Linked DNA regions of Homo sapiens: region 1 is linked to region 2. Evidence: read pairs that join two places in POLR2A ChIA-PET (ENCODE). Cell type or tissue: PC-9. All regions are shown on one strand.

What was found. ChIA-PET counts read pairs that join two places held together with the same protein. Peaks named below come from ENCODE experiments on the same cell type or tissue, not always from the same donor. Only the 100,000 strongest peaks of a DNase experiment are listed, where the experiment ranks them.
Region 1: POLR2A ChIA-PET joins it to region 2 with 8 read pairs; 2 of 35 experiments call an interaction of 5 or more read pairs at or near these places.

Annotation. Positions count from the first base shown.
Region 1 is chr14:77,369,575-77,372,074 of GRCh38, reverse strand. The region is part of intron 1 of TMED8 (transmembrane p24 trafficking protein family member 8); the gene reads left to right. Among named protein-coding and RNA genes, the nearest start is that of TMED8, 6.3 kb to the left of the region's middle. In PC-9, no CTCF peak of the experiment used is centred here; no DNase peak of the experiment used is centred here.
Region 2 is chr14:75,810,725-75,813,224 of GRCh38, reverse strand. All of the region lies in intron 27 of TTLL5 (tubulin tyrosine ligase like 5), which reads right to left. Among named protein-coding and RNA genes, the nearest start is that of TTLL5, 150 kb to the right of the region's middle. RefSeq lists an enhancer at 524-1,029. In PC-9, no CTCF peak of the experiment used is centred here; a DNase peak (open chromatin) is centred at 1,153.

The sequences.
Region 1 (2,500 bases), 1.6 Mb before region 2:
TTTGCCACACTGGAGAATACCGTTACAGTATTAGTTATTTACTATTTTTTCTTGACATTGACATTTAATTGACATTTTGATTGACACTTAAAAGTTTCATTCTAAATAATACCTACGATATTACTAGTTTGATATATCCATTTTTCTTAATATATACTAGAATACATATTTTTAAAAATAAAAAACATTTCCCCACATACCATCTAAATTTGCAAAGTCTGGCCTGATTTCTCTGATCTCTTCTAGGAATACTTTCAGAATTGGCTTATATTTGGCTAATATAATAAAAGCTATACTATAGGAAAATTGGCTTTTTCTTCTGCATAGTGGCTTAAATTTCACTGAAGAACTTCAGGAAACCTAAAAGGCTGTGCTCATAATTCTCTCTCACTGAAACAGCGCTGCATCTCCCACACTTTATACTTCTGGAAATAAAGTTATGTTTTTCTTTCTCCTTTTCTTACTTCCTGCCTCTCTGAATCCAATTATAAGTTGTTTTACCAGTAGTTCTTATGTAATTTAGGGCATTCTTTAAAATTAAAAATAATTTAGGGCATTCCTTTAAAGTTAAAAATCAAAAGCTCAACTCCTTATGGGATGGAAAGAAAAAAAATCAAAAGCATATTTTTTTCCAGTATACATTAAGTTGTTAAAATGCTATGAGAAGTGGTGCTTACCATGTGAAAAATGCTCAACCTAAATCATAATAAGGGAATTGGAAATCCTAACTACACTTGGTAGTTTGCTAACTCACTTTGTTGGTCGGTGTGCAGAAGCAGACACTCTCATGCTTTGCTAATGAGATTGTAAATTGGTACAGATTCTGTGGAGGGCAACTTGTCAATATCCATCAGAATTACAATATATGCCCCTTTGACTCATTCTTTCCAGGAATTATAGATTTATTTATTCTCCTGTTTAATGACATAGATACAAGGTTATTATGGCATTGTTTGTAATGGTAATACATTATGGAATATTCACCCAATGAAATACTAATCAGCTGTAGAAAAGAATGAAGAAGCTTTTCATGTGCAGTTATGGAAAGGTCTTTGAGATATAAGTGGAAAGAACAAAGTACACAGTAGTATGTCCAGCATGCTCCCCCCGACCTTTTTTTTTTTCTGAGACAGAGTCTCGCACTGTTGCCCAGGCTGGAGTGCAATGGCGTGATCTTAGCTCACTGCAACCTCCGCCTCCCGGGTTCAAGCGATTCTCCTGCATCAGCCTCTCAAGTAGCTGGGATTACAGGCACGCACCACCACGCCTAAGCATGCCCATTTTTTGTGTAAAAAAGTGAAAAAGTATACACACACACACACACACACACACTTTTTTTTATATGCATAAAACATCTTTGGAAGACTACACAAAACCAAATAACATTGATTGCTTTTGGAGGTAGGGACTGACATGGGAGGAAATTTTTCACTGTATACTTATATGCTTTTTGAATTTTGAATAATGTGGATAAATTATTCAGAAATAGTTAATAAAAATAGTCTTTAAAATATATAAATATATGTGTACATAGATAGACACACACACAAACTTGGCATGAGACTTCACTATGTCTATATCCTAAATAAGAGCCTTTCTATAGGTCTGTATTCTGTTTCTGCTCATCAGGAACTGACATTTTCTAGACCTTTTTCTCTCAGTGAATTTTTTTATAAAAGGTTATAAGTCTCCTTAGAGATTAATTTTGTTATTCTTTAAATCCACTACTGTCTTTCATTATTTTTGTGCTAGTTTCATTTCTGTCTAAAAATTTAACCTTTTTGAAGTCTTCATTACGATCCAAAGGACAGGATAAGCCAAAGGGGGATAGACATAGTAGATAAACTGATATTATTAATCAATGACAGAGAGAGGGCAGAATTTTTTTTTTTTTTTTTTTTTTGAAACGGAGTCTCGCTCTGTCGCCTTGACTGGAGTGCAGTGGTGTGATCTCGGCTCACTGCAACCTCCGCCTTCTGGGTTCAAGCGATTCTCCTGCCTCAGCCTCCCGAGTAGCTGGGATTACAGGCATGTGCCACCACGCCCGGCTAATTTTTGTATTTTTAGTAGAGATGGGGTTTCACCATGCTGGCCAGGTTGGTCTCGAACTCCTGACCTTGTGATCTGCCCGCCTCGGCCCTCCCGCCTCCGCCTCCCTTACAGGCATGAGCCACCGTGCCTGGCAGAGGGCAGAACTATTTTTGTTTCTATTTTATTCACTAAGGTATATTCAGATTGATATGGGTAAATAGGCAATATGGATTTCTGTTTTCAGTAATAGCAGACTAGGTAATTATCTCTCATCAGGGACAATTAGAAAATATGGGTGAAATATAAACATCTGCTGGAAGATACTGGAGAGATAGAAAGATCATGAAGAATTACCTAGCTGTGATCCATGTGAGAGCTATAGAGATCCAAGGACAAGAGTCTATTTTGGGGCTCTTTTGTCTCCTGAGGGTACATGCTGGATTCCTGAGTGGGGAAGCTGAGTGACAAG
Region 2 (2,500 bases):
CACACACACACACACACACACACACACACAGCTTGTTCCAGGCAACATGCTAAGCATATTTTATGTATATTAACCTACTTAGTCTTCAAGACAGGTAGATGGGGAAACTGAGGTTGAGAGATAAAATAACTTGCTCAAGAACAAATAATTATTATGTGTCAGCCCCTGGATTCAATTCCTGGTCTGCCTGATGAAAATTCTCCCAATCTTGTTGTTTTAATCACTGTGTTATCTCACTGCCTTGTACCACTGAGCCTTGCGACTTAGAATTTGGTCTCTGGACCAAGAGCACCTGCATTACTGGGAGCATATTAAAAATGCAGAATCTTGGCCCAGCCACAGCCCCAGCCCCAGCCCCAGCCCCAGCTGCACTGAACCAAAATTTGCATTTTCAAGATCCACGGGAAACTTACTTGCATTGCAGAGTTTGAGAAGCACTTGTTACCAGGAATGGTAGCTAAGGAAACGAGAGAACAGGTAAAAGGAACCATTCAATGCTTCCTCTCCTCCACAAAGCTCACGGGCAGGGGATTTTCCAAAAAACAGCAGAAATGCCTTTGATGGGGTGAAGACAAGTTACAAAACAACAAAGGGGAATGAGAAGGGAAAATAGTTTCATTAGCAACTTTAAGGTTTTACTATTTCTCAATGTTGTTCAGATGCTCAAACATTAAAAAGAGTAATCATTAAATATGCCAAGAATGCAAAAGTGGACAAAACAGCTTAGGACAAACTTCAGAAAATTCCAAGATTACTTGCTATGCTGCCCTGAGAAATAGTGGTAACAACGAAAAAACAAAAAAACAAGAAATTTAAGCCTAAAAACAGTCAACTTGTTCCACATGTCTCTGCCCCTGCCTCCCTCTAGCTGGCTGCTGCTAAGTGAGTAACTGCCTGTGGGAAATCTGGTCACAAGATCCTACCTCCACCTAAGCTTTGGGGCCTGCTTGGCAGATGTTTCACCCCTTGCTCTCCTCCTCCTCCCCCTGCTCCTGCTTTTCCTCTTCCTCTGCTCCCACTCTCCTGGAGCAGCTTATCCAGATGTTCCACTCCCATTCTCTGCCTCATGTCCATTGCCACGGTGACCTCAGTGCGTTTTTCCTTTAGTACCAAATCACTGTTTATTTTAGAGCCAATCTTCCGAATAAGGCAGGTGAGCAAATATCTGAATGTGTGGGGTAGGGACACATTGCATGCATACCATCTAGACAGGTGTTTAAATTATAGCAGGAATAAATCCAGGTGATGGATTGAAAAGGGGGTAGGAGAAACCCAGAGAAAGAGGCCAATTTCCGGTGGCTGGCCCGCCCAAGTGTTACTTCTTGTTACTGCTGTTTGTTAAAAGTCGTACTGCTGCCAGCACTATAATTAAAATATGATGGAGCTTCCCTGTTGATTCTTAGAAGATACCCACCATCCACCCAGATACATAACCTTTTGGTATGTGAAGAGGGTTTGAAGACAAGCCTAGCTATTTCAATGCTGCATGCTCTCAAAAATGCTGCAGTCCCGAATGCTTAAGAGAAGTCCACACCTCAAAGATAGTAAGTGCTGTATTGCCTATCACAGGTAAAGCCTTGAGGAAAGCGCTAACGCATGTGCAGATAAAAACGTGGCCCTTCCCTGCCCTCAAGCCATGTTGGAATTTATAATTACTAGGCCAGACAAGATTGTAAGACAAAAAGCAGTATTTAAGACCTCCAGAATGCAGTAAGTGCCATAAAAGAACAGCTAAAGAAATTAAAAAATGGCATCTGGGCTGGGCCTAAAATAATAGGTAGGAGGAAAGAAAAATCGTCAGACAAGCAGGGAGAACATCTGAGAAACAGAAAGTAGTCTAATTCAGCAAAAGCTTCGCGTCATAGAAGATAGGGACAGACAGATAAACAGCTTGGGGAGGCCCTTGAATGTCAGACTAATGATTCTGTCCTTGATCTAGTAGACAACAGTAAGCCTGCTCACAGGTTCTGACAGAACCATGCTATATGAGAACCTTGGTTGCAGACCCTTCTACTCCCAAACACACACACACACATACACACACACACACACACACACACACACACACTCTTTCTTTCATTCCCTCTCTTTCCCCACCCCCTCTATTTCTCCCTCCCACCCCCTACCTCCAGTTAGCAGCTAGTTTCACCAGTTGAGTAGAAAAGTGGTTAATGTCTCTGCAAGGCTATCAAGGAAATTAGGAGTCCCAAATCACCTCTTTTTGCCTGGGCCACAAGGGAGGGACTGCTTTAGAATTCAGGGAAATAAAATGATCAGTGACTAGAGTTGAGAGATGTGTTGCTCTTGCTGTGCCCTGAATAATTTTAGAGAGGATTTTTGCTTGATCTTAAATGGATGAAATAACAGCTTTGACATACAGATGTTGTGCCTTGTGCACACAATGTGTATATTTGTTTCTTCATGCCCCTGAAACTGCAAAGGCCTAAGAAACCATTTGCAATGGACTCAAACTAATCTCAGGTTCACTAAGGATGTCTGC